3 separate regions of the Homo sapiens genome follow, and all the other regions are linked to region 3. A link is a loop called in an ENCODE intact Hi-C map of the cell type or tissue named here. Cell type or tissue: Calu3. All regions are shown on one strand. Each heading gives the region's core, and the rest is flanking DNA. Links, peaks and the distances in the headings are about the cores only. Region 1 overlaps PLA2G4A (phospholipase A2 group IVA). Region 2 overlaps PLA2G4A (phospholipase A2 group IVA). Region 3 holds the start of PLA2G4A (phospholipase A2 group IVA).

What was found. Hi-C counts contacts between places; a loop is a spot of excess contacts. Peaks named below come from ENCODE experiments on the same cell type or tissue, not always from the same donor. Only the 100,000 strongest peaks of a DNase experiment are listed, where the experiment ranks them.
Region 1: a loop joins it to region 3, with 2.4 times the contacts of the local background. A loop is called at or near these places in 8 of 110 quality-filtered maps.
Region 2: it touches region 3 in a loop (2.8-fold over the local background); 3 of 110 quality-filtered maps call a loop at or near these places.

What each region holds. Positions count from the first base shown.
Region 1 is chr1:186,972,137-186,982,477 of GRCh38, reverse strand. It overlaps PLA2G4A (phospholipase A2 group IVA), which reads right to left. Exons shown (of 18, transcript NM_024420.3): 16 at 4,690-4,885; 17 at 3,006-3,163. Among named protein-coding and RNA genes, the nearest start is that of LINC01036, 120 kb to the left of the region's middle. In Calu3, for the core only: no CTCF peak of the experiment used is centred there; no DNase peak of the experiment used is centred there.
Region 2 is chr1:186,908,971-186,919,311 of GRCh38, reverse strand. It overlaps PLA2G4A (phospholipase A2 group IVA), which reads right to left. Exons shown (of 18, transcript NM_024420.3): 7 at 7,923-8,064. Among named protein-coding and RNA genes, the nearest start is that of PLA2G4A, 85 kb to the right of the region's middle. In Calu3, for the core only: CTCF peaks have their summits at 2,013 and 2,290; a DNase peak (open chromatin) is centred at 4,615.
Region 3 is chr1:186,823,643-186,833,983 of GRCh38, reverse strand. It overlaps PLA2G4A (phospholipase A2 group IVA), which reads right to left and starts at 5,035. Exons shown (of 18, transcript NM_024420.3): 1 at 4,949-5,035. In Calu3, for the core only: no CTCF peak of the experiment used is centred there; DNase peaks (open chromatin) are centred at 4,693 and 5,053.

The DNA of each region.
Region 1 (10,341 bases), core at 975-8,974, 150 kb before region 3:
AAGGACATGTATAGGTAAGGTTCTCATTTATTGAGCAGCTTCTGTAATCATGCATCACCCAATTAAACATTCACTACTACAATTATTATAGATCCTACCACACCTGTTTCAGAGACGAGGAAGTGGAGGCTCAAAAAGTTTAAGCAGCTTATTCAAAGTCACATGTAAGAGATTTAAAGATGATATAACGCCCATGACCTTGTCTGTACATGCTGTGCCAGAAACTGTAGCAGAAGCAATTAAAAACTGCTTAATTCTCAGAACTAAAGGACTTGGAGATACAGGAAAGATTGCCCTTTATGGCTAATGCTTTTAGCGTCAAGTTTAAAGAATATTTCCCAGGGTCAAAGTCATAAAGATACTCCCCTGTGTTGTATTCTAGAAGCTTTGTTTACTTTTATACTCAGATCTACAGTCTATCTGATATTGGCTTTGTTGATAATGTGAAAGAGGTACATTTAATTTTTTCCTTTGTGAATAATCATCTGATCACTTTTTTTATTACAGATAGTCACAATTTATTCAAGGACGATTTTATTTAGTGCTACTGTCTGTCCTTGGACAATGTCATGTTTTCTTAATGTTATCTTGCTGTCTTTCTATTTGGTAAAGTAAGTCTTCTAACTTCGCTTTCTTTCTTCAAGATGAGTTAGCCTACTTTGGTCCTTTTCACTTTCATATTATTTTTTAATGAATTTATCAATCTTCTTATAAAAACCTGATGGTATTGTTACTAAAAATGCAGGGGAAATGGGGACTTACTAGTTAATGGTTACAGAGTTTTAGTTTGGGAGGATGTAAAATGTTCTGGAGATAGATGGTGGGGTTGGTTGCACGATAATGCAATGTACTTAATGCCACTAAACTGTACACTTAAAAATGGTTAAAATGATAAATTTTATATTTTGTATATTTTATAACAATAAAAAGTGAAAACATATTTTTAAAACTGCTAAATTAATGGTTTCTGAAGAATCAACATTTGATGAGGTGTATAGGTCGGGACAGTTGTTCTGGGATTCAGTCTATTTTTGTTCAGGCACTAACTTTTACATCTATGTGTCAAACAAACTACTTTGAAGAATGTTTGTAAAATATATAAATAAAACTGTATCATTCCTTATTGCAAATTGTTTAGCAGACTTTATATAAACTAGAACAGCAAGACAAATGTATTTGGTTAAGATACACATATGTATATCTACTCCCAAGTCCAACATGGTATTTGTATATTCCTACAATCTGTTTTTTCCATTTGAGAAAGACTTATCAAATTTAATACAATTCATCCCAAGGAATGTGTAGTTTTGAGTTTATTGGCTCATACTGGAAAACTAGGGTGACTGTGATATTAATTCTTACCTCTGTTTTAGTAGCATGAGGTTTTATAAAATGCAACTAACTCTATTTTGAGAATTTATGTTCACTCCCTACAAATCAGAGATTAATCATTTTTTCTCTTAACCTTTCAATTTTTGCCATCACCATAGAGATAATGTATCACGTGGATTTCAGATGTCCACTGCTTGAAATATTTTTTCTAAAAAGGAAACAAATCTATGGAGAAAATGACATATGCTATATATTTTGATAAGCATTTTTAGATGAATTATCATCTATTTGTAAATGAAGGCTGAAAAAAAGAATTTTAGAGTTGTAAGAATCAAGGCTTATTGGGGAAAATTTTACACATTTACAAAAATTAAAGATATTAATTAACAAATATATTATGGTGCAACTGTGATGATTGCATACAGTTGATATTACTAGTCTCAGGCCAAACGAAACAAGCAAGCAAACTAGATGTGTGGAGTTCTATTAGCTCACAAAATCTAATTAGAGCCCATATAAACAGAACACTCATTCACATATTCTGAATTCCTTTGCGCCATTTACACAGTCACCAAAAAGACTGGTAAATCAGACATGATGCCTTTCCTTCTCCATTTAATTTCTTTTTTTCTGTTTTTCTAATGTACAAAATCCAATTAGGCCACTGAACTTAAGCTTTTACAACTGATAATCATTTGTCAGACACTATGATTTGGAACCACAAGTCAATGATTTCAGTTACAGAATAGTGTTCCTATATGGTAAGTTAAAAATGAAAGAATTTCACCTAGACACAGAATCTTAGCAGAAGATACACTAATGATAGGAAGGATTGATACTGAAGACAATGATTTGTTTCTAAAGCAAAGCATACTTGACATCTCAAAGGCTAAAAATTGGAAAGGCTGGCCGGGTGCGGTGGCTCACGCCTGTAATCCCAGCACTTAGGAAGGCCGAGGCGGGCGGGTAACGAGGTCAGGAGATGGAGACTAACACGGTGAAACCCCGTCTTCACTACAAACACAAAAAAATTAGCCGGGCGTGGTGGCAGGCGCCTGTAGTCCCAGCTACTCGGGAGGCTGAGGCAGGAGAATGGCGTGAACCTGGGAGGCGGAGCTTGCAGTGAGCCGACATTGCGCCACTGCACTCCAGCCTGGGCGACAGAGCGAGACTCCATCTCAAAAAAAAAAAAAAAAAAAAAAGGAAATGCTGTTACGTTTTGTGATGCTGCTCTCAAATTCACAAAAAGAAAATATGTAAAATCATAAATGTATTTATTAAAATTCATGTTATATTTTTGCAGATTAACTACACTTCTGGTTCCATTCACTTTCATACTCATATTTCCTTTACTCATATTTCCTTTTCATCACTTTTCTTCCTTACTTATAATTTGTTATATCATATAATAAATACATAGATACTTCGGGAAAGAAACTGAGTATTAACCAATCATTCAATAAAATAATAGCATAAAATGAGTTTCCTTATTTGTCAGTTTTGTAGGGTTCTTCTGAAGATTAGCAAAATATTTCATGAAAAGTAAAGTGGCATATTTTGGGTGGTGTCATTCATAACACTTATTTTTTTATTTTTAATTGAAAAGAGGTATTGGTGTATTTATACGGTATGGAAGTCATTTGACATAGTCAATGGCCATAGGAGATACTTACATCAATGTTGTTCAGAGTATTGAAGTGCATAAGATCATGTAGTCTTTTGAATGCTTGATTTGGATATTGAAAATTGAAGGTTGAAAATGGTGATTCTGGGTCATCAAAAATATCAAAGTCAGCGATTTCTTTCTCTTCCTCAGTTTCCCTTGGAACACCTAAATACCAGAAGAGTCACAAAGGGTGTTATTTTGAAAACTACAAAATATCTCTAAAACCCAAGGAATAAAACATACAGACATAAAGACAGCAGTGGGAGTCCCCACAGAGCCAGGTACTCTGTAGCATCTCTGACTTTTATCGTGTCTGTGTGTTCTGGCCAGATGACATCCAACTGCCAATATCTGACATCTGTGTGCCGGAGGGCTTTCTATCCTGCCCTGCAACTGTAGAAGCCTGCTTGACCCACTCACAGCAGGCTGGAAATTCTGTTAAATAACACTGTTCCCCAGGCAGTGGTCAACCAAAGACTCTAGGGAGTTAGAATCTAAATACTCCATTCCCCTGCCTTTTGGTGTGCGTGTGGGAAGCATGATTGTGGGACACAGGTCTATTCCATTTTGTAGTCTTTCCCAGCGGATCAAGTTCCCATTGTGGTAGCCGGCTTGCTAATGCAACTTTGTTGTCTGCCTTCCTTCCCTTTACCACTTCCCCATTTCCTTACTAATAAACTAGAGTGTTCCCCAGCTCATCTAAATAAACTATTTGCACTTGAGTCCTTTTCTCAGAATTAGTTTCTGGGAGAACCCAAACTAAAACATTATGTGGCTGTCTTTATGCCATGGAAATCCCCTACACATGCCAACTGCTCAGTGAGCCTCTCCTTGAGAATTCACAGTGATAGAAAATTCACTGGGTTTCATGTGCTCTAGTGTCTGATAACTAAAAATGTCAGATTTCCACCTTCTCCTATGCTGAACTATATGCTTCACAATAATCTTCACTCCTATCAATTCTTTCTTTGTCTTCCTGAGAAATCTAGAAAAACACCATTTTTCTCAGCATATTCCCATTACTCATCCTCCCTATTTTTTGTGTCTTTCCATTTATAAAATGGAAAACACATTTTCTGGTCCTAAAATATGGTTTTTGGAGCCTTAAGCACCCTGCATGTAAATCTTTAGATCTCCTTTGGTTAATCAACATTTTCCAGGATACACAAGAGTCGAGAGACCCCTCTGGATATGGTTAAAAAAATAAAACAAAACAAAAAAGACTATGCCTCAAACTTGATTCTTGTTTTCTGTGAAATACAACATGGCAAACTGAAACTGCTAGCCATTGTGTACTGCTAGATTACGTTAATCTTGTAGTCACGTAAAATTCCCAGAAATTTGCATGATTTTTCTGAAATAAGGGCTTTCTTACAAGGGTGATAGTCAAAATATTTGATTAAAAATCAATCAGAACAAACATAATTCAAAGTATTGAAGTAAAGTCCCAGAGATTTTTGCTAAACTGGTTGTTGACTTTGCAGTTTCTGAACTGTGAGCAAGTCAGGGGATCTTGGGGTAAGAAAGAGGAGAAGTACTTGAGGTCTCAGAATAGTATCTATTTATCAAGGTAAGGGAAGCATTCAATAGTGTAATAGCTGGTACAGCAGTGACAGAGTGAAACAGTTTAATGTCAGTTTCGTCCCCTACTTAATTTCTATTTTATGGAATACAGCTTACTCCCTACTTACCTGGAGCCCTGTACTTTCTGAAGTTGATGTTGGCCAGAACAAAGTGGATGATGGTTGGGCAATCTTTCTCCATATCAGGATTCTTGGGTTTAAAGACATAGCACTCCTTCAGCCCTTCCCGATCAAACACATAAGGATCAATCTTTGGAAAGGGGAGCTTGTTCATTTTAGCCCACTTTTCTGCAAGTAGAAGTTCCTATGGGAAAGATGGAAAGATGAATTTGGAAATTTTCAGTTTTCATTGATTCAGTTGGTCTGACCATAATTCAGTGTTCACTAGGTGTCTACTGTGTGCCAGCAATGTACTCCTTGCTAGGATGAATCACGACCCTGTTCTCAGGAAGTTCATTAATTTCAAAGAAATTGAAAACAAACTCACTATTGTTATGTTAATTCTTGGCACAAGGCTAGCTCCACAGCAGGCATTTGAAAAATTATTGATAAACTGAACTGAGCAAAATTATGTTGAAGAAGCTGCTAGAGAAAAAAAATTATGGGTTCAGAGAATTTATAACCATGTGAAAGTTTTTTTAACCCTTAGGAGTAAAAAAGGAATCTGATGATGCAGAGAAGAATCCTGTTACTGGATTTTTACCTGTATCATCTCCACCAAAGTGTTAAAAAGTACCAGCCAAAACTTCATTCATTTTATGTATACAAAAATATTTGAGTTACTCTGAATCAGCTTTTTGTCTTCTTTTTGTGAACAGAAGTTGAACCTTTGGCCTCAGAGCATTGCTATTACATGTAACGGCCAAGAGAGGACTGTACAGATGTACCAAGGGCTTAGTTAATGGTCGTGGCAAATTGTATGATGGTTTCCATGTATTAGCTCCCTTCCTGGTAAGCTGGTTATACATTCCCGCCAGAATGAGAAGAGAAATAGAACAGAGCCTCCACGGGTGATTTATGACTGCTGGCATGTAAGTGGCCAAGAAATACGTGTTCGCAGTCAGCTACGGAGATTCGAGGTTGGTTTGTCTCTGCACCAAAGCAGGCTAACTCACTGGGGTAAGCACCCCCAAAATTAAATTTAAACTGGAGAACATAAATCAATATGGAGAGATGCAGTGAAGAGACCTCATTTCCATTATGTGCATCTTCAGGGAGAGCAGAATAAATAAGAAGCAGAATATCATAGTGGGAGAAGCACAGATTCTGGGACCAGATGCCTGAGTCCAAATGCAAGCTCCATGGCCTTGGACATGTTTCTTAAGTCAATGTTTCCATCTCAGATTTAAAATGTGGATGATATAAATAATACCTATCTCATAGGGTTGCTATTAGAATTAAATAAATTAATACTTTACAGTGCTTAAAACAGTGCTTACTACATATTAAGTGCTATGCAAATGTTTAATAAATAAATGCCAGTAAAGAGAAGAAAAGAGATGGAAGGAAAAAAGTAAGGAAAACAAAAGAGGATAAAGAAAGGGAAGAGAGATAAGAACATTAGAGAGGAAAATTCCTGGAAAGGGGAAGTTTTGGGGATACTGTCACTAGAATCTTAAGTTCTTTTTAACTACTCTTGTCATCTCGTTGATCCATTCCACAGCAATCAATAGTGGTCGACTAGGTTCCATGTTAGAAGTGGGGACATAACAGTGAGTAAAACATTCATGGTTTTTGTTGTTATGGGATTTATAGCCTGTTGGGCGAGAGATAGCAATCAAATAACCCTTTGTGCTTAAAACTGTGATAAATGCCAGGAAAAAATACAAGGTGAGACTTTGCAGTACACCTGGACAATTTCCTCAGAGTATTTGTTAATTCAGCCAACAATTATCAGTGAGTTATGTTCTAAGCATAAGAGATAGGCTGTCCTTGAAGATTTGGAGTTTATAAATCAACAGAAAAGATAAATAGATATTATAGAAAAGTATGATAAAGGCAGGAAGGTGCTGCACGATTGTGGGCCTGGGTTGTGCAGCGTGAAAGGCCCAGCTCTAAGACAGACACCCTAAAACTTGCTAGCTGGATGACCTGAGACAAACTAATTAGACACCACAGCTCAACAAGAAACAAATTATTTTTGGTGGCTGCAGTGTACAGTGATACTCCCCTACAGGCAACGCAGAGATAATGAGGAACGAACAAACACAGACTAGATTATTCACTATCCCTGACATAGCAGGCTCCCAATCCCATCTCATCTCTATTTCATCTGTTTCTTATTTCTCAGCAATTCATTTTTCTACCTCTGTAAAATAAAGCTAATACCATCGCCTTTCTCATAGGATTGCTGAGAGGATTAAATGATAAAATGTATAAAGACCTCAGTAGTTTACATTAGAAGAAAACAAGTACTTTATCATACAGGCTTACATTCAGAGAAAAATACACTTTTCATTGAACTTTCACTGCTCTTTTTGCTTCTGGAATGTCATGAATTTTATGTTGATCAACTCTCTCAACACCACTTATGAATAAAAATCTAGGAGAACAAAGGATTTAATGTATATGAAAGCATTTGCTTCATAAACTATTATGATAAATACAATTACATTTCACTGAAAATCCCATATGTATGTAAATAATTTCTTGTTTGAAACTTGAGAAAGCTTTTATCACCAATCTCTTCTTTTTTTCCCTCTATTCAGCTAAATTAATCAGCTTGTTATTTCTTGTCCAGCACTGTTCACAATTATTCACTCGTGATTATTCAACATCAAAATAAACCAAAAGTTCACATTGTGGAGCAATTGCGTGAGGGCAAAGAAAAGAAAGAGCTTTCTAGTGTTTACAAACATGACTCAAGGGTATGACCAGTGATGTGTGGATTTTGGGGTAAAATGAAAAGGGAAATACATGAGGTAACAGTGAGGCTATTTTTAGATGGTTCACTTCACGCTAGAATCAGGAAGAGATGGAAACTTTCCCTTTCCTTATGTGATCCTGATGTGGAAAAGATTAAAAACAGATGATTGCAAATACAGTGATTATAGCATGGATAAACCATTTCCTCTCTGATGTCTGGTTTCTCTCTGTAAAAGCTGAGAAACAATGACACAGACTATGAGTAAAGTGCAATAGTTTTTAGAAAGTATTTTAAAAGATTTCAGTGAACAAAAAAATTGCTGCTCCACAAATTACAGCGATATGCCGGAATTGTGTTCTATGATAGCTATCCATTTTGGTTATTGTTTGACACCTCAGATACTTCACACTTCCATAGACTAACTTAAGATAAACTTACATAGTATTAACTAAACTGACTTTCTGTGGGATAAAAATTTGACAGTATCCTTCAAAGAGATACTTCGTAAGATGTCTGTGCTCATTTTGGTGTTTTGTTTGACAGAGTCTCACTCTGCTGCCCAGGCTGGAGTGCTGTGGCCTGATCTTGGCTCATTGCAACCTCTGCCTCCCAGGTTCAATCGATTCTCCTGCCTCAGCCTCCTGAGTAGCTGTGACTACAGGTGTGTGCCACCACACCTGGCTAATTTTTGTATTTTTAGTAGAGAAGGGGTTTCACCATATTGGCCAGGCTGGATGCCCTCATTTTTGAGTACTGAAACACCACTAAGAAGACTTGAAGGAGAGGAATGACAAATAAATACCATAGAAATGAATATTGTAAATAAATGTTATTTGTAAATAACAGAAATATATTCAAAACACAGTATGATAGCATATATATGCCATTTCATTCATTTACATGTAAAAAAATATAAATATATATTTTAAATATATGAAACAACACATTTATTTATTAAAATACGAACACACATACATATATACATAAAATAATAAATTGACTTGTCATTAGAGGAAGTCAGATTTCTTTTGTCTCTATGCAAACCAAGAATATGTGCTTTCTATTCTACAATGTTTCTCATTACATAAAACCTATTTTTAAGATTAGGGAGAAGATTAGGGAGAAGGATGGCATATAAGCATGTAGGTAAACCTCCAGAATCTTAAAAAATTATTGAAGCAAGTAATATAAAATACAACAGATAGAAACTACAAGTTAGAATTAATTATTTTACAGTTATAGTCTCTCTTACTTTTAATAAAAGGCATGCTAGTATTAGGCTTCAAGAGCTTTATAATGCAATAGGCATGAAAATAATTTTCTATATCTAATGTTGTATAGAGTTTACAGAGCACTTTTTAATTCTGGTTAGTTATTCACAGGGATGTTACCATAAACTCACAAAATACGTAAAGGGAAATTAATGTCAACTTAATGTAATATCATCACAAAACATCTGATTCTCAATGTGAGTGACCAATATGAGTGTAGTGGGTTGAATGGTGGCTCCATATAAAATACCATTTCCTAATCCCTCGGCCCTGTGAATATGACCTTATTTGGGGAAAGACTCTTTGCAAATGTAATTTAATTAAGGATTTTGAGATTAGATCATCTTGGATTACGTAGGTGGGCCCTAAATTCAATGACAATTATTCTTATATGAGATACAAGAGAAGACATGCACACAAAAGAAAAGGCCATACAAAAATGAAGGCAGAGATTGGAGAGATGCAACCACAAGGCGAGCAATGCCTGGAACCACCAAAAGCTGGAAAAGGCAAGGAAGGAGTCTACTGTGGAGGCTTTAGAGAGAGGACATCCCTGTTGATGCCTTAATTTCAACTTCTGCCCTCCGAAACTGTGAGAGAATATATTTCTGTTGTTGTAAGTCACCATGTTTGGGGTAATTTGTTACAGAAGTTCCAGGAAACTAGTACAAGAGATAAAACTGGAAGTACTACATTAAATGCTGTGCACTTTCCTTCACCAGCCATTGTGGATTGGTGCCCACAAAGCTAATGCTTGGACTGATTTGGCTGTGATGTGGGCCAACCTAAGCATTATAAGTGAATAATATGTGGAGATTCTAAAACAGGTCATGCCCTCGTTTCAACAAATAAATCAGGTGATTGTGGAAAAATACAGATACTTTTTCCGTTTTTAGTGGGTTTAAATGGAATTCTGACCCTAAATGAAATGTAGGCAGATCAGTTTAATTTAGATACATTACTTCCATCATTTGTGAAGACTGCCTCATTTCAGATTTTCCTTTCTTCTTTCTTCCTTCTCTCCTTCCCTCATTTCCTCTTTCTCTCTTTCCTTGAATAATTTTTAAGAGAATTAACCCGTTGTTCTGGCTTCTTGTCATTAAGCATTTAAATGAGCACTGAAAAACTGAGCCAGATTTATGTCCAACGTATGGCAACACAATATAACTTAATTTATGGCATAATAACTAAAATCTATCACTCTCCCTAAAAGTTAGTAAGATAAAGGGGAAAATAATTTCAAGTAGTAAACTCTGAATTCTTCTATATTCCTTGCTTTCTTGCTCCCCGACAAAACCCAAAGTCCCTTCATTTTCCCCTAAATTCACAGCCTCTTAATTTTGCATGCTTGAGTATGAAGACTTTGGCTTATTTTCATGACCAACAATCAATCTCACTGATTGTCTTTGGATGAGCTCTAATGGTACACTAAATTTTCATATTATACATCTAAGATATTAAATGGTTAACAAAAAGAAACTTGACAAAATGAAACACAAAGCTGCTTTTGTTAGATAAATTAATAGTAATAATATTTAGAATAATGAACTCTTTATATTGGACTACTACTAGGTGTGTGCTAACTAATCTAAATAAATTAGTGTCACACTGATGTCATTAACT
Region 2 (10,341 bases), core at 862-8,861, 85 kb before region 3:
GCCTACCGGAACCTGGAACCAGAAGGCAAGTAGGGGAATTCCTAGGAGCTGTGGGGTTTTGCAGATTATGGATTCCAAACTTTGCAGTTTTAGCCAAACCTTTGTACGGGGTTACAAAGAGGGGCGATTGGGAGCCTTTTGAATGGGGGCCTCTACAACAGCAAGCCTTTTGTAAGTTAAAGGAAAAACTTATGTCGGCCCCAGCCCTAGGACTACCAGATTTGACAAAGCCCTTTACACTCTATGTGTCAGAAAGAGAAAAAATGGCAGTTGGAGTTTTAACCCAGACTGTGGGGCCCTGGCCAAGGCCAGTGGCCTATCTCTCAAAACAACTAGATGGGTTTCCAAAGGCTGGCCACTATGTCTAAGGACCCTGGCAGCAACAGCCCTGTTAGCACAAGAAGCAGATAAACTAACCCTTGGGCAAAACCTGAATATAAAGGCCCCCCATGCTGTGGTAACTTTGATGACTACCGAAGGACATCATTGGCTAACAAATGCTAGATTAACCAAGTACCAAAGCTTGCCATGTGAAAATCCCCACATAACTATTGAAGTCTGTAACACCCTAAATCCCACCACCCTGCTCCCAGTATCAGAGAGCCCGGGCGAGCATAACTGTGTAGAGGTGTTGGACTCAGTCTATTCTAGCAGACCTGACCTTCGGGACCAGCCATGGGCATCATCAGTAGACTGGGAGTTATACATGGACGGGAGCAGCTTCATCAACTCACAAGGAGAAAGATGTGCAGGATATGCGGTGGTAACTTTGGATGCTGTCATTAAAGCCAAACTGTGGCTACAGGGCACTTCAGCCCAGAAGGCTGAGCTCATTGCTTTAACTCGGGCTGTAGAACTCAGTGAAGGTAAGACTGTAAACATCTACACTGACTCTGGATATGCCTCTCTAACCCTCCAAGTGCATGGAGCATTATATAAGGAAAAGGGCCTGTTAAACTCTGGGGGAAAGGACATAAAATATCAACAGTAAATTCTACAATTATTAGAGGCAGTGTGGAAACCTCAGAAGGTGGCAGTCATGCACTGCAGGGGACACCAGCGAGCCTCCACCTCAGTGGCCTTAAGAAACTCTCGACCTGATTCAGAAGCTCAAAAAGCAGCATCTACCCCTTACTGGGCATCGATAGCAGCCCCCTTACTCCCTCAAACACCTGACCTGGTACATACCTATTCTAAGGAAGAAAAAGACTTCTTCCACCCAGACAGGGGGCAAGTAATAAAAGGAGGATGAATCAGACTGCCAGATGGGAGGGTAGCTGTGCTGCAGTTGCTGGGAGCCACAGTCGTATTGGCCATGCACGAAACCACTCACCTAGGGCAAGAGTCACTTGAAGAATTGTTAGGCCGGTACTTCTACGTCTCACACTTGCCAGCCTTTGCCAAAGCAGTAGCACAACTGTGCATTACATGCCGACAGCACAATGCGAGGCAAAGCCCCACTGTTTCGCCCCACATACAAGCTTATGGAGCAGCTCCTTTTGAGGATCTTCAGGTGGATTTCACAGAAATGCCAAAATGTGGAGGTAACAAGTATTTGCTGGTTCTTACGTGTACTTACTCTGGGTGGGTGGAGGCTTATCCAACACGAACTGAAAAGCCCTACAAGGTAACCCATGTGCTTCTCCAAGATCTTATTCCTAGGTTTGGACTGCCCTTATGAATCAGCTCAGATAACGGGCCGGCATTTGTGGCTCACTTGGTACGGAAGACAGCAAAGGCATTAGGAATCACTTGGAAGCTACATACCGCCTACTGACCTCAGAGTTCCGGAAAGGTGGAGCGAATGAATCGGACTATCAAAAATAGTTTAGGGAAAGTATGTCAGGAAACAGGATTAAAGTGGATACAGGCCCTTCCTATGGTATTGTTTAAAATTAGATGCACTCCTTCTAAGAAAACAGGATACTCCCCTTAAGAAATACTGTATCATAGGCCTCCTCCTATACTAGGAGAGCTTCCAGGCACTTCCCAAGAGTTAGGTGAATTGAATTACAGCGACAGCTACAGGCTTTAGGAAAAATTACACAAACAATCTCAACTTGGGTAAATGAGAGGTGTCCCATCAGCTTATTCTCCCCAGTTCACCCTTTCTCTCCAGGTGATCGCGTATGAATCAAGGACTGGAATGTAGCCCCTTTGCGGCCACGGTGGAAAGGACCTCAGACCATCATCCTGAACACCCCCACAGCTGTAAAGGTAGAAGGAATCCCACCCTGGATCCACCACAGCCGTGTGAAACCTGCAGCCGCTGAAACCTGGAAGGCAAAACCGAGCCCGGACAACCCCTGCAAAGTGACTCTGAGGAGGACGACAAGCCCTGCTCCAGTCACACCCAGAAGCTGACTGGTCTATGCACAGCCGAAGCATGAGGAAAATTATCATGGGATTCATTTTCCTTATAATTTGGACTTGTATAGTAGACACTTCCACTGATTTTCCCTGCATGGAGGACTGCTCTCAGTGTATACATCAGGTTACCGAGGTAGGGCAACAAGTTAAAACAATTATTCTGTTCTATAGTTACTATGAATGCCTAGGAACTTTAAAAGGAACATGTTTATATAATGACACTCAGTACAGGTATGTAGCCCAGGAAACGACAGACCAGATGTGTGTTATGACCCCTCTGAGCCTCCCATGTCCACTGTTTTTGAAATAAGATTAAGGACTGAAGACTGGTGGGGACTCATAAATGATACAAGTAAAGTATTAGCCAGAACAGAAGAAAAAGGGGTGCCCAAACGCATAATCTTGAAATTTGATGCCTGTGCTATCATTAATAGCAATAAGCTAGGAAGGGGATGTGGCCATTTTAGTTGGGAAAAAGGCTATATGACCAAAAATAAGTACATTTGTCATGAATTAGGACTGTGTGGAAATGAATGTGGATACTGGTCTTGTGTCATTTGGGCCACTTGGATAAAAAAATGAAAAGGATCCAGTCCACCTTCAGAAAGGAAAGAATGACCCTTCCTGTACTAAGGGACAATGTAACCCCTTAGAGCTAGTGATAACCAATCCCCTTAATCCTCACTGGAAAAAAGGGGAGCGTGTGACCTTAGGAATCGACAGGGCCAGACTGGATCCTCGAGTAAATATCTTGGTTCGAGGAGGAGAAGTTTACGAACGCTCTCCTGAGCCAGTGTTTCAAACTTTCTATGATGAACTAAATGTGCCAGTACCAGAAATTCCAGGAAAAACAAGAAATTTGTTTTTGCAACTAGCCGAGTGTGTAGCCCAGCCTCTCAATGTCACTTCATGTTATGTCTGTGGAGGAACCGTAACAGGATATCAATGGCCATGGAAAGCCCGAGAATTAGTACCTGTAGACCCAGTTCCTGATGAATTCCTGGCTCAAAAGAATTACCCTGATAATTTCTGGGTCCTAAAACCCTCAATTACTGGACAATATTGCATAGCTAGAGAAGGAAAAAAATTCACTCACCCCGTAGGATGACTTAGTTGTCTGGGACAGAAACTGTATAATGGTACCACAAAAACAGTCACTTGGTGGAGCTCAAATCACACAGAGAGGAATCCATTTAGTAAATTTCCAAAGCTGCAAATCGTGTGGACCCACCCGGAGTCCCACTGGGACTGGACAGCCCCCACGGCATTATACTGGATATGTGGGCATACAGCTTCCAATAATACAACTACCAGTGGGCAGGTAGTTGTGTTATTGAAACTATTAAACCATCTTTCTTCCTACTGCCCATAAAAACAGGCAAATTCCTGGGCTTCCCTGTCTATGCTTTCCGTGAAAAGAGAAGCATAGCTATAAAAAATTAGAAAGATAATGAATGGCCCCCTGAGAGAATCATACAATATTATGGGCCTGCTACTTGGGCACAAGTTGGCTCGTGGGGATACTGGACCCCCATTTACATGATCAACCGAATCATACAGTTACAAGCTGTCTTAGAAATAATCACTAATAAAACCGGCAGAGCCTTGACTATTCTGGCCCGGCAAGAAACTCAGATGAGAAATGCTATCTGTCAAAATAGATTGGCCCTTGACTACTTGCTAGCAGCTGAAGGAGGGGTCTGTGGGAAATTTAACCTTACTAATTGCTGTCTACACATAGATGATCAAGGGCAAGTAGTTGAAGACATAGTTAGAGATATGACAAAACTGGCACACATGCCCGTGCAAGTGTGGCATGGATTTGATCCTGGGGCCATGTTTGGAAAATGGTTCCCAGCACTAGGAGGATTTAAAACTCTTATAATAAGAGTTATAATAGTAATAGGAACCTGCTTACTGCTCCCTTGTTTGCTACCTGTACTTCTTCAAATGATAAAAAGCTTCATCGCTACTTTAGTTCACCAAAATGCTTCAGCACAAGTGTACTATATGAATCACTATTGATCCGTCTTGCAAGAAGACATGGGTAGTAAAAATGAAAGTGAGAACTCCCACTATTGAGTGAGAGTCTCAAATGGGGAGGATATAAGGGAGGAGACCACCCCTCATATTGTCTTATGCCCAATTTCTACCTCCAAAGAAAGAAGAAGTAAAAACTAAAAGGCAGAAATGAAATCCACAAGCAGACAGCCCAGCACCACACCCTGGGCCTGGTAGTTAAACATCAACCCCTGACCTAATCAGTTATGTTATCTATAGATTACAGATATTGCATAGAAAAGCACTGTGAAAATCCCTGTCCTATTCTGTTCTGTTCTAATTACTGGTGCATGCAGCCCCCAGTCATGTACCCCCTGCTTGCTCAAATGATCACGACCCTCTCAAGCTGACCCCCTTAGAGTTGTGAGCCCTTAAAAGGGATAGGAATTACTCACTCAGGGAGCTCGGCTCTTGAGACAGGAGTCTTGCCGATGCTCCCGGCCAAACAAACCCCTTCCTTCTTTAACTCGGTGTCTGAGGGGTTTTTGTCTGTGGCTTGTCCTGCTACACTAGCACTTTGGCAGGCAGAGGTGGAAGTGTTGCTTGAGCTCAGGAGTTTGAGACCAACCTGGGCAATATAGCAAGATCCCCATCTCTAGAAAGAAAAAAACATATATATATAAATTTTCTGGGTGTAGTGGCATGCACGCATAGTCCTGGCTACTTAGGAGACTGAGGCAAGAGGATCACTTAAGCCCAGGAGTTTGATGATGCAGTGAGCTATGATTGTGCTACTGCACTCCTGCCTGGGCAACAAAGCAAAACCCTGTCTCAAAAAAAAAACACAAAAAAACAAAACAAAACAAAAGATGCAGGATTGAAGAGAAGCCTCTCTTTTTAAAATAAACTTTAATGAAGGTTTCCTTAGTTTCCTTTAAGCAAAAATTCCCCTTAAGCAGCATCTCATCTTAGAGTCTGCTCCCATAACAACACAAGTCACTATAGCATCAGTAGGTTGGCTTTTGAACCCTACCCCCACCTAAAACATATTTGCAAATCTGCAACCACATGTGGGACAGGGGTGATCATTTGGCTCCCTTACTCAGAATTTATGTCTCATTTCCAACTGTATCCTGCCCTTAATTTGCAATAATCTCAAATTCCTACAAGAATGAATTCCAAGAAATTAATTTATTTATGAAATTATTTTATGAAAAACTTAATGAAATTAATTCCTACGAGAAATAATTCAAGAGTGTACAAGACTATGCACATATATGTTTACTTATGTATTTAAAATATTATTTTTATGAAAATAAATTATATTCATTTGACATATTCAATTAACAAGAAAGCTCAACTAAATAAATAAGTAAATAATTACCTGATACGTCACTAACAAGAAACTTCATTATCATTTGATGAGCATCATTGTGGCAATTAATCTTTGTAGATTTCAGATAGAAAGATGGACAGATATATAAAGAGAGAAATAGATAAGCAGATTAGATAGGTGATTGATGGATACATAGATGAAATAAATGAATGGATAGATAGCCAAAAAGTAGATTTTAAGATATATGATTGAGTAATAAAGGATATTACATTTTACTGGAATTTAAGGAAAGAAAAAAACTATAATTGAAGGATTTTACTTTCAATATTTGTTTATATTTATATTCCAGTATTTCTCCATAATTAGGATTATAAATCATTTCTTCAACTTAATGATTTTTATAATCCTAATTATAGAGAAATATAGAATACAAATATATTATAAACAAATATTGAAAGTACGATCCTTCAATTTGGTCAATTTTAAATATTGTTTAACTCTACTACAAAATATAAAGAATTTGGAATATTTTCTTTTTTCTCCCCATCACATTTGCCTGCATTTATTAATTCCATTATCATTAACAAGATTTATGGCATTTTCTTCTTGTTCGATAATGATGATTTCCACAGTTTAATTTTAGCCTACATTTAAATTAAGTAATTTTAATCCTTTTATATTTGAGGCTAAACTTTTCCTATTGATAAAATCAACACTCCTTTATGCGTAAGTATGCCTTATATATATATTATATACAAATACATACATACACTTATATTAGATACATATATATGTATATATATATATACATATATATATAAGTATACATATATATATACTTATGTATATATATACATATATATGTATATATATGTATATATAAATATACATATATATGAATAAGTAAATAAAATGTGGTACATCCAGACAATGGAATATTATTTAGTACTAAAATGAAATGTGCTATCCAAACCATGAAAAGACATGGAGGAAACTTATATTCGTATTACTAAGTGAAAGAAGCCTATCTGGAAAGGCTACATACTGTATGATTCCAACTATACTACATTAGGCAAACTAACAAAAGGCAAAGCTATGGAGACAGTAAAAGTATCAGTGGTGCAGGGGTAGGGAGGAGAGATGATAGGTGGAGCACAGAGGATTTCTAGGACAGTGAACTACTGTGTATGATACTATAATGGTGGATGCATGTCATTACACATTTGTCCAAACCCCATAAAATGTAGACCACCAACAGTGAGCCTAGCGTAAACTATGGACTTGGATGATAATGATGTGTCAATGTGGGTTCACTGATTGTAACAAATGTACCACTCTGGTGTGGGATGTTGATAGTTAGGGAGTATAATGGTTAATTTTCTTTATTAGCCTGACCAGACTAAAGGATACTCAGATCACTAGAAAAACATTCTTTCTGGGGGTGCTAATGAGGGTGTTTTCCAAAGAAAAACAAGTGAATCAGCACACTGAGTAAAGACCCACCCTTGCCAATGGGTGCGCACATCATTCCATCCTTGGAGGGCCTGAGGAGAACAGAAAGGTGGAAGGTGGGCAATTGTCTCTCTGTCCTTGAACTGAGACATCCCTTTTCTCCTGCCTTTAGACATTGTTGCTCCGGGTTCTCCTACTTTCAGACTTCAAGACTCCCACCTCCCCCTCCAACTGCCCAGCCTCTGACTGGGAGTTACTCCACTGGTGCACCTTTGTCTTGGACTAAATTGCACCACGGGCTTTCCTGGTTCTTCAGCTTGCAGAAAGCATATCGTGGGACTGCTTGGCCTCCATAATCATGTGAGCCAAACTTCATAATAAATCTCCTCATATCTACTGTGTATATCTTTTGGTTCTGTTTCTCTGGAGAACCTGACTAAACTTGGGAGGTTGTGCAGGGAGAAGAAGCATATTGGAACTCTCTGTGCTTTTGGCTCAATTTTATTGTGAACTTAACACTGCTCTAAAATATAAAGTAAAAATAAAACTAAAAACTATAGCTGATAAATATTACCAGCTAGGGCACCATTTGTGATGACCTTCCTCAAAGAGTTTTCATTTACAAATCACTTACCTTACCTTAAAAAACTAAAGGAATAATGCTCAATCTCAATATTGCCATATTTGGGTAAAATTATTGGGGAAATTGTCCAAGCTAAATTATTATTAAAGTATAGTAACACTTGAAAAATTTCCAACTCACATCACGTGCAGAATGCAATCCTTCACTATTCTTTGGACCCAAGAGTTTCTTCATGCTCTCCCTTATGTGTTCTTTTCTCTGTTGTCTGAAAGTCTTCTCCTGATCACACAGAGCCATACTAAATCGTAGGTCTGGGCATGAGCTGTAATACCAAACAGATAAAGTCATGAGCCAGTGCTCCCAGTGGTCTGGTTTTCCATCCAGGTAGCTTTTCCAGGTCCCTAGGAGCTACACTGATATATGCTGACTGCTTCCCTCAAGCCATTTCCTAAGAAGGGACCTAAAATAAGAGGATAAAATGATGGCTATCTTAAAGCAGCATTTTCCACAGCATGTTTTCAGAGAAAAAGGACTTTCCAATGCTTTAGATAAAATAAACGAGCAAACAAACAGCCTCTGATAAGTTGAATATTATAACAAAGACTTGGAAGGGCTTCAGTAAAGAACCCTGTTTATATTTGTTTGGCACAGGATATCCCAAACTTACTTGACCAAGAATTCCTTCCCTTATCTCTCCACCCTTCACTATTCCACCATCATAATTACTTTCTAACATCCCAAAGAGCCAGCATTCTGAGGAACATACTTGCAGAAATATTGTCTTAATTAATTGCCTTGTCTAATGGATGCCCCCCTCTAACAAAGAAAGGAACTTCTAATCACAGAACTTGAGATAACCATAAATGAGTTTACCACTAGAGGACTTTAGAACCCTTAAATTATATATACTTTATCTTGCTAATGAAGGCAGTAGCAATTTCTCTACACTATGCCAGAAGTCACATTAGGTATTACGTATGAATCATTGCAAGAACGATGGGAGTATCACTACATATTATTATACAATATATTATTATATATTGCAGCTTTATAAATTAGAAAACTAATGCCCTGAGAGGTTAGGATCACAGAGTAAACATGTGATGTACTTTCACCATGCAACATATAAGACATATCTTAATACTGAAGTCTAAATACCAACTACTGAATTTAAAAATACTTTTTAAAAATCTGTCAGCCTATGTTGGAGTGTGAATAAATCCAAAAAGCAGAAGTCAAGAATTATCACCAATAAAATATTTGTCTCTTTACCATTCATAAAAATCCTTACCTTAATTGTAAATCAATTTTAAATCTCATTTCTGTTAGTTCAGTATATTTTTTCCTTGTAAAATACAGAAAGAGACCAAGCCTCTGAGCTATGTTCTTTATGGCTATATTTGACCATTACAAATAATAGTTTAATTACTACTTCCCAAAGGACAAATATAGGTACCTCACAAAAGAGAAAGCAGAATTAATAACAAAAAAGTTTAATTTCACTAGTGAATTTAAATGATACTGTTATTAAAATAATTGATATTAAAATATTTTAAATACTTATTTTCTAGTCCTAGAAAGGAAAAATAACACTAATATTCTCATGCATCCATTTTGGGAATATAAGTTTGTTAAAAAGCAATTAAGCAGTATTCAAATTTGGCATATTAGCAATATGGAATGTTCAAAAATAATTAGAACATAGATTCCTTTTGGCCTAATAATTCTACTTCTGGAAACCTATCTTAAGGGAAGTAACCAAAAACTTTTTAAAGATCATTTAAAGAAACGGTTGTTGAACTGTATATAAAAGTATTGGGTTATACAATTATTAAATATGATTTTGGAAATCATGTAACGGGGGAAAAGAGTAAGACAGTGAGTTAACTTTTTTTTTTTTTTTTTTTTTGAGACGGAGTTTCGCTCCTGTTGCCCAGGCTGGAGTGCAATGGCACAATCTCAGCTCACCACAACCTCCGCCTCCTGGGTTCCAGCGATTCTCCTGCCTCGGCCTCCCAAGTAGCTGGGATTACAGGCACGCACCAATACACCTGGCTAATTTTGTATTTTTAGTAGAGACAGGGTTTCTCCATGTTGGTCAACCTGGTCTGGAACTCCTGACCTCGGGTAATCAACCCACTTCAGCCTCCCAAAGTGCTGGGATTACAGGCATGAGCCACCACGCCCAGCCAAATGAACACTTTTAAGTCTAATCTTGGGCTACACTCTTTTCTATTACTATTCTTTATAATGACATATTAGGTTAGGTATCTTCTAAACACTATAAGAAATTAAAGGCCGGGCGCGGTGGCTCATGCCTGTAATCCCAGCACTTTGGGAGGCCGAGGCAGGCGGATCACGAGGTCAGGAAATCGAGACCATCCTAGCTAACACGGTGAAACCCCGTCTCTACTAAAAATAGAAAAAAATTAGCCGGGCGTGGTGGCTGGCGCCTGTAGTCCCAGCTACTCGGGAGGCTGAGGCAGGAGAATGGCGTGAACCTGGGAGGCAGAGCTTGCAGTGAGCCGAGATCGCGCCACTGCACTCCAGCCTGGGTGACAGGGCAAGACTCCGTCTCAAAAAAAAAAAAAAAAAAAAA
Region 3 (10,341 bases), core at 887-8,886:
TGATTCACAACTGCATGTGCCAAAAAAGGAGTGGGAAGAAAAATGAGAGCCAATTTGGTCTATTATCTTTAATGGAGAGTGATGGCTAAACTCTGACACTGATAACTTTCAGCGTCAGGTGTCTGCTGAGTTTCTCTAAGCTCATTTGAATTCATTTAATAAGTGATTAGACTGGTAGGGTAGCTTTACAAATCTGCTTATGGTGAGCATTGAGTTGTTTATGCTTATTTCATTTTTTGTATAAGGAAAGGTAAACTGTATTTTCAAGGTGTGTTGTAAGATTTGCACTAAGAATCACAAAAAGAATCAAAAAACTTAGAATCACATAGCAAAAGTAGCAAATACATGTAATGCATCCTTTATTAACAGGCAGGTAATGGTATCAGAGGACCAGAATAACCTCTGCTCTATTTACTGTCTTCTTTGGAAAGAACTCCAGAACCAACCTTTTGGTTCCCCCAACTATTTATTGCCCTAATAGTCAAGGGGTAGAAGACAAAGAGTTGGCCAGAACTGAAATTCATTTTCTCTAAATTGGTTGTTCACAACCAATAATATTATTTTCCTCACAAAACTTTTCTTTTTAATAAGAAACAAAATCTTGCTCTATCACCCAGGCATGAGTGCGGTGTGTGGTCAAAGCTCACTGCAGCCTCAAACTCCTGTGTTCAAATGATCCCCCTGCCTCAGCCTCCCAAATTGCTGGATTACAGGTGCATGCCACCATATCCAGCTGATTTTTTCAAAATTTTTAATAAGATTTTAATTAATCTCACTATGTTGACCAGGCTGGTCTCAAACTCTTGGGCTCAAGCCTGCCAAAGTGTTGGGATTACAGGTGTAAGCCACTGCACCCAGCCTTACAAAACTTGAACAGTCATCACGCCACCCTTAGTCCTAACAATATCTTCTTTACATGATTCAGGCCAGGATGTCTCTGGTGCTGGGTTTTGGCCATCATCTCTGAACCCTCCAGGTTTCCCATCATTTGTAAACTATTAGTCTATGAGAATAAAAAATAATTTGCTCTCATTTTTCTATGTATTCTCACCCATTTTTAAGGGAAAGGTTTCAGGAAACACTAAAAATAACCCTCCAAAAATGAGAAAAACATTGTTTATAGAATTTCTACTTCCAGTTCAAAATTTCATCTATATTGTTAAGACTCTTAATATTCTTCAAAATTACTGAGGACCCCAAAAGTGCTATGATTATGTAAGTTATATCCGTTAATATCTATCATATTTGAAATTGAAAGAGAAAAATTTTTTAAATCACATTGAAAGAGACAATTCACAAACATAGACATATAAGTGGCCACTATGAAAATTGCTCAACTTTGTTCAACAAAGAAATGTAAATTTAAACAAGATACTATTTTCGTATATCAATTATCCAAGTTGTTGGATTTGTTGTCATTTGCTCTGTTTGATGATGGCACCCAGTATTGACATAGAAAACTCTACTCTTTTATATTGCTCATAAATGAATACCATATTCCTCAAGAGCAAAATGTCAAAAATAATCACTAGCATTCCATGAGATTTCGCTAAATATTTTAAAGAATCCTCAAAATACCCAACTATTATTATTTCTATTTTACAATTGAGAAGACAACATTTTAAGGAGATAAAGTAATTGGATTATCATCTCACAACTTGTAAGTAATAAAATTTTTTTTAGAACCTAGAAAATAAACTTTAAGAATCTACCATAAGGAAATAAACAAAAATGTATACTAACATATATAAAAAAGGTCCTAGATGAAATATTATTTATAATAGTGGAAAACTATTATAAATCTAAATATCCAACAATTATTTATAATAGTGGAAAACTAATCTATCTAAATATCCAACAAGATATAATTGGCCAGTACAGCCTATATACAGATGAAAAATTTCATATAGTAAGAACCATACTCTTTTGCTCATGGATAGATTGCCATTACTTGCATTACACACAGTAGGGACTTAATAATATTTGTTAAATATGTGAATACAAAGTAATGCATGATTATTAAAAAAAACATGTTTTAACAATGCATCTCATGAATGAGGGAGAAGCATGTTACAAAACAGCATGAACAGTGTGATCACAATTTTGTAAAACTACATGTATGTATAGAAACATATCTAGACATATAAACATGTATATACATGAACTTCTTGTCTGTCTCTTTGCTGATGCATACTGGGTACTCAATAGATATTTGTTGATTGAATTAATGATTGAATTACATTTTAAAAGTACCTTGGGGGAAATAATAGGTAATATTTTCTTTTTCTTCCTTGCAATTTTCTATATTTAATGAAATTTTAAGCAGTGAGTGTGATTTATCTTTATAATAAACAATAGTGTTATAAAAACTAATCATTCTGGGAAATGTCATTAGGAATTTTGGAATAAAAGTAGTAAATATAGACACCCCACAATCCAATAAAAAATAACTTGCATCTGATTTTCTTATTATGTTTCACTTACTGCATTCGGCAATAAAAGCAACAGATGTTACAGAAAAATGTCAAGCGTAATATTGTACAGTTAATTATTATTGGGGTTGAGTCTAGAACCTAGGTCACCTGGTTTCAGGCAAGCAGTTTTTTCCATTATACCAAGTTGCTTGGAGTTCTAGAATACCAATGAATAAATGACTATGTGGGTGCTACAATATCCACTGTTAGTTCCTTACTTATAAGTAAAATGATTTTATAATTAATCATTTTATATTATCAGAAAACTCCAAAGTTTTAAGAAATACTGCATTTTCATGTAATATGAATTGTCTTTGGGGATTTGTGAACTTCTTAAAGGTGTTTTTAAATTTGTGTGTGTTGGAATGGCATAATGTGCATTATTCTAGGGAGGGGTCCATACCTGTCACAAGATTATAAAAGTGTCTTTGATGGAACAAAAACAAAAGAAAGAAAAAGAAAAGAAAGAAAAAGTAAGAAAGAAAGAAAAAGAAAGAAAGAAAGAAAGAAAGAAAGAAAGAAAGAAAGAAAGAAAGAAAGAAAGAAAGAAAGCAAGCAAGCAAGCAAGCAAGCTATACAATCTGGAGCAAGAAGGAGGAAAAAACTGATGGTAAATAAAAGCAAACAAGATGAATGGGAACCACAACTAATTCTGTCTTCCTCTTTTTTATTCCTGGAACATAATTTTAATATGTAGATGATTCGATTTTATGACTGCTTTCTAAGTACCAGCACTAGAAAAGATAATGGGTTAAAAACATAAGCCAAATAACCTCTATGGAATGAACATTTTCAGTTGCTAAAAATCTATTTAATAATTTTTCTTTTCCTAATTAAATGTAAATGCAAAAATGCAAAACACTTCAGAATAACTTACTTTTTTTTTTTTTTTTTTTTTTTTGAGACAGAGCTTCGCTGTTTTCGCTCAGGCAGGAGTGCAATGGCGCGATCTTGGCTCACTGCAACCTCCACCTCCTGGGTTCAAGCGATTCTCATGCCTCAGCCTCCCAAGTAGCTGGGATTACAGGCACCTGCCACCACGTCCGGCTAGTTTTTCTATTTTTAGTAGAGATGGGGTTTCACCACGTTGGCCAGGCTGGTCTCGAACTCCTGCCCTCAAGTGATCCACCCGCCTCGGCCTCCCAAAGTGCTGGTATTACGGGCATGAGCCACTGCGCCCAGCCAGAATAACTTACTTTTTAAAAATATGTTAAAAAGATGCAATGTCTTATCTCAAAAAATATGCTTCCCCTAAGGGAAGTTTGTAAAACTCCTTTGAGCAAATGCACATTAAACACTTCTCTATGCATTTCACAATTATTGCTTAATTTAAAATTTAACTCTTCCGGAGCTAATGAAAGAAGTAAATACCTGTTTCTTATCCCAACCTCTAACTTGATTGGCAAGGTGTAGGAACCTGTAGAATGTAACTTTAAAATTCTTAACAGAGCTTGTTTCACTACAGTCCTCTACAAATATCCCTTGAGCCACAATTCTAAATTTAAACAACAAAGAGAAACAAAAATACAAATCTTCTTTGAACTCAAATTATATTGGCAAATATAACTTTAGAATTGACACCCATTCAGACAGTACGCCTCTAATACTCTCCATCTGCCTTAGCTGAATAAATGCTGACATCATCAACCCATATGAGGAGTATTTCTTGTTCTGGTTTTGGAGGTGAATTTATTTTTAAGACTAAAATGATTATAAATTGTAGGAGACAGATACATTCATCCACTGATACTTTAAAATCAAATACCTTTTTTTTCTGTTTTTTTTGGAAACAAAATTACTGAAATATCCACACTCAAAATTTAACTATGTAATTTGATCAAATCTTTTCTAGTATCTAGTTTTGAGATTTTTTTTTTCTCTTGGCAAGCCAAGTAACTTAGGGGAAGGGTGGATCATCAGAACACCAGTCCGTTTACAGTTAATTTTTCAATAATCCTCTTTCTTTCGCATAATTCTGCAAAATATTGACTAGCCAGGAAAGCGTCCCATAAGTAACAAAAATGACCAATTTTTAGAAATTAAAAGTTAAGTGAGTCAACAAAGTCTCTCGCTAAAGATCGCTAGGGCTGTCAAACAGCACAGCATGCTGCTGCTCAAGTTTGGGGATCAGTAACCATTGGGTGTCATCACGTGGAACGCTAATAAGCGCCACCTCACCGCCGTTTTGAATGCTAACTTTCTGGGATTCCAACCCAAAGAAACACCTTAATCTTTGACTCCACAGTGCATTTAGATCCAGGAAGGCAAATCTGCGTGGGTTTGAAGAAAATTGAGGTCCCTAATCTGTGTTTCACTTCAAAAGGCAGAGGACATGCTGACTTTTTAAAGCAGCGAGGTTTCCCCTCCGTCCTTTCTTCCTTCCAAGTAAACTACCAAGTAAAAGCTAAGGAGGGTGGGAGAGAGAAGTGGAGCAGAGGAAGAATAAATATATTGCTTACAGTTCCCAGAGTTACCTGAGAATCTTCAGGCTCCTCAATGCCTCTAGCTTTCAGTCAGGATCCTTTTTCAGCTCCGGACTTAGAGAAAGTCTTATCCTGAGTAGGAGGGGCTAAAATGTGGGCTGGTCTCCTTGCGCTTTTGCAGATGTTTTAAGGTGGAATTAAAGGGGAAGAGGGAGAACGCTCTCTTCTCATAGAAGCTAATATTGTAAATGTAAATGCTTAGTTATTAGAACCAGGAGTTTGAAGTCAGAAAATATGCTTAAATAATATGTAAATTAATCAGTCCTAAATTCCATGAGTGCTGTTGTGGATTTCTGTGTGTGTGATGTGTGTGTGTGTGTGTGTGTGTGTGCGTGCGCGCGTCTGAAATTGCTACTTGTCCTTAAGTAGTAACTACTTCCTCCTTTTTTCCAAAGGAGAACAAAATTGAAAAGACAGTGAATAACCTAGAGCATTTTTGCATTATTTAAAAAGGCAAAGTTTATAACAAACCCCAAATATAAAAATGTACATTTTTAAAAAATGAGTATCAGACCACTTTAAAAATCAAATCTGTTTAAATATTTCCACTCCAGACTCAGAACACCTGTGTTGATAATAATTTCTTTGTAAATTTAAGATTAAAGGCATACCAAATAATGTAATATATATGTTGAGATTTAGGGAAGAAAATGAAATCAGGTTGAATTCCAAATTTGCAGTGTAAATCCAAATACCTTATAGCACTGTAATGAAGAAGGTGCATTGTTTAAATGTACCCAAATTCCATGAGAATCAATTCATGTCTTTAAAGATTGACATGTTCATTTAGTATATCTTGTTTTTCAAACACAGGATCTTGTTTTTGCCTTTAATTAAATACTGAACTCACTCTCCTAACTCTCTTACAATATTTTCAAAGAATATAATTTCACTAAATCTTCTGGAATATCTGCTTTCTGTAGCCCAACATTCAACTCTTATTTGTTTTTATTTTTTTCCCCTAAATTCAACCTGGCATATTATAAATCTCTCTTTGAAAAAAAAAAAAGCCAGTAATGTCTTTTTTAGGAAGGATAGATTTATAATAAACATTTTTCGGGCTGGGCACGGTGGCTCACGCCTGTAATCCCAGCACTTTGGGAGGCCAAGGCGGGCGGATCACGAGGTCAGGAGATCGAGACTATCCTGGCTAACACGGTGAAACCCCCGTCTCTACTAAAAATACAAAAAATTAGCCGGGTGTGGTGGCGGGCGCCTGTAGTCCCAGCTACTTGGGAGGCTGAGGCAGGAGAATGGCGTGAACCCGGGAGGCAGAGCTTGCAGTGAGCCAAGATTGCGCCATTGCACTCCCGCCTGGGCCACAGAGCGAGACTCCGTCTCAAAAAAAAAAAAAAAAAAAAAAAAAAAAAAAAAAAAAAAAAAAAAAAAAAATTTCTCTTTCCAAAGAAATCCCTGAATTTCTAGAAAGGAGGTGTATGTTAATTAGAGGAGCAGAGAGCACACTGGTAGTTTTCATCTCTTTCCCCCAGACACAACTGGTGAAAGAAAGAATCTATACTGCAGGGCATGTTCGTTCTAAGACTCTGATAAAAAAGACTCCCTGGAAAAGCAGCTTCACAGTGCTTGCTTATAGAGCACAAAAAAAGTGCTCTAGTGCTTTTTTGATAACAAAAAGTTATAGCTCTCAATATTTCCAGATGATATCCAATAGTGTGTCATGCATTAAAGATAAAAAATTTATTTAAACGCTTTTAAAGAAAATGTCATTATATGTCATGGTTAGGGTTAATATATACGGGGAGAAGTTTGTCTCTTTCCCGCCTTACTAAATGAAGCTGATTTATCTCCACCTTTATAATGAATAAAGGCTGCTGCAGGTATGTCTTTTCCTCTCTGGAATCAGTGCAGACCAAATCCCATTTACCCATTTTGTGGTTCTATGGCCTCCTTATCTCATCTATTTTGGCTCACTACTTGTGATCTCACTGTTCACATAGACCCCTAGGTGGATAGTACAAGTTCAGATTTGCCGTCTTCACTTTGCCCAATTTCCTCCAAAAATATTTTCAGCATTGACCTACTGACTTCAAAAACCTCTGCTTCCACCTTAGGTAAGATAGGCCCTGACTTCCATAGCGTGCTTCAGTCTATAGGATCAATTATGTCTGAAGACCCCTCTCCACTTGGTTTGTCCATCAACAAAGATTAGTCATCTGGGACCCATCTGAAACTGAGAAATATCATAGCAGCTTCTTTGAATCCAATTCTACCATTTGCACTATTTCCAGCTAATAAGTTTCATGCAGTTTGCTAGTAATTTTCCACATCTTTAAAATTTTAGAAAGAGAATAATAAGCTAAGAACTAGATAAGTAATCAAAAGGAACAACCCCAAAACTGGCCAAATTAACTAACAAAGAACACCTACTTGTCAAAAGCCATGGCTCAAAAACCCCAGGGGGTTGGGAGGGGGAACCCTGATGTTTGTATGATTGATTTTTCTTTCTTTCTTTTTTTTAATTTTACTTTAAGTTCTAGGGTACATGTGCACAACGTGCAGGTTTGTTACATAGGTATACATGTGCCATGCTGGTTTACTGCACCCATTAACTCGTCATTTACATTAGGTATTTCTCCTGATGCTATCCCTCCCCCTGCCCCTCATCCCACGACAGGCCCCCGTGTGTGATGTTCCCCGCCCTGTGTCCAAGTGTTCTCATTGTTCAATTACCACCTATGAGTGAGAACATGGGGTGTTTGGTTTTCTGTGCTTGTGATAGTTTGTTCAGAATGATGGTTTCCAGGTTCATCCATGTCCCTGCAAAGGACATGAACTCATCATTTTTATGGCTGCATAGTATTCCGTGGGGTATATGTGTCACATTTTCTTAATCCAGTCTATCATTGATGGACATTTGGGTTGGTTCCAAGTTTTTGCTATTGTGAATAGTGCCACAATAAACATACATGTGCATGTGCCTTTATAGTAGCACAATTTATAATCCTTTGGGTATATACCCAGTAATGGGATGGCTGAATCAAATGGTATTTCTAGTTCTAGGTCCTTGAGGAATTGCCACACTGTCTTCCACAATGGTTGAACTAGTTTACATTCCCACCAACACTGTAAAAATGTTCCTATTTCTCCACATCCTCTCCAGCATCTGTTGTTTCCTGACTTTTTAATGATCGCCATTCTAACTGGTGTGAGATGGTATCTCATTGTGGTTTTGATTTGCATTTCTCTGATGACCAGTGATGATGAGCATTTTTTCATGTGTCTGTTGGCTGCATAAATGTCTTCTTTTGAATGATTTTTCTTTCTTTATGTGGAGTTGTTTTCTGTTATCTTTTTTACTATTTCCAATTCACCTATCTTCTGCTCTAACTATATGAAACTGCTTTGTTTCTGATAAACTTGAGCAGGGTAATGAGGTAGTATATGAGAATTAAATCTGGATAGAAAATGAAGATGATTAGCCAGCATAGGGTACTAAGAGAGAGTTGAATAGGGAATCTAATCCAGATTGCAGGTAAAATCAGAAAATGGCTACCAATCAACTAATTTACTTATAATAATGTATCCTTCTATTCCACAGGCTATGCTTGAGTCTTCTGGTCCAACTGTATTTATAGTAAAATAATAAGTTGATATTTTTGCTACTTATTTGTATCTGTGAATATAATTAACATGAATCATTTCTCTTTTTAGGTATTAACAAAATCAATCAGGTTAGTAAAATAGCAAGTCACAGAAAATGATTTTCTCACCTTGTCAAGTTTTCTGGCATCCCACTAATTGACCTCTACCTTTCATTCAAACTAAGAGACTATTCTCCTTGCACATCGTTTCCCTAAATTCCACTAGAATAATCCTACTCAACCTGCAAGGCTTAGCTCAAGTACTATCTTGTCTGGAAAATTTCCCTACCCTTTTCCCTGTCCAGCAGAATTCATTATTCTACTTGTATGAGAATGCTCATTAGAGCACTGATCATGTATTATACTTGGCTATACAAGAAAAAAAATATTTTATATTCCATCAGGGCACAAGGCAAGTCTTTCTCATGTTAATAAACCCTCTTTTCACCTGAAGTTTATAACACATTGGGAGCTCAATGGATGTTTGTTGAATTTGTTTTCCATGATATCAGGGTCAAAGATATCTTAAACCTGACACCTAAATAGCACTCTACCTGCCACTGCCATCTCCATCATTACTAAAGAATAGACATTTTATTTTTTTAATACCCTCCAATCCACACACACACTGATAAATTACTGACAATATAAAACTAACAAGAAGTAAGGATGAAATGGACCCTAATTAAAATGTATTTACCATGAATTTAAAAATCAGATGTTATGATGAAACTACATTTTTCAGGAGAGTGTATCTGTGAACAATAAGACCTATATTTTATAGCTAAATATCTACTAGTAGTTACACCTACATTTGCAAAGATCTTTTGACCTAAACAACGGAAGCAATACTTTTCTCTTACTTTGAATTGAACTCATTAAACAAATTATTACTGCTTAATTAAACTTTTCCCTCCTTTTTAAATAAATACATTAGGAAAACTATAACAAATAAAGTACTACTAAGATTGACTGTTACTCTTTATATAGAGCCTATAATGGGCCAGGTACTTGTGTTAGTACTACATTTGTTGTATCACTAACCATTATATTCATGAAATGAGACATTATTTTCTTTATTTAGAATCTCGATATTCAGTAAGCATATAAAATTTGTAGTGAGGCTGGGATTTTAATCAAGTCGGTCCAACTCCAAAGCCCACAATTTTTCTAGTGTATCACACTCTCTCATAGCAAGTTTTGTTTGGCCATATTTTCAGCTTTGTCCCAAGTCAACCAAATCTCTGACTGTTAGGGAGCAGTGGTAGTGGAGTTACTAATAGATAATTAAAGCCTCCATTATCCTAAGCACCCAGGCTAGGAACCTTCTACTATTCTCTTCCACATCAGCAATTGTCAGAGTCTTGCCCCTTTTCTTCCTTCAACCCACCCAACTCCTTTATTTATCTTCTGGTTTCTATCTTCACATTTTTATATCTGCATTTTCCTGTCCATTTTACTATCAAAATATTAACTTGTACTCTTGCTTTACTATTACTTACATATACTACCATACAATCTTTACTCCTGCATCTCCTTTTCAGTCTTAAAATCATCCTAGCCTTCACTAACAGATAGACATTCCTACAATTCAGGTCATTTCACTACCCTACCCATACCATCCACTTCTCTATACTACCTATTGATTTATATTACTACACTTTAAAAATACCTCTTTCCTTTTGCAGATGATGTAGAAGTAAAAATTAAATCAGAATACTCTCAGATTTTATCACAAATTACAAATAGTCATACTGTCAACAATAAATATGACAACACACA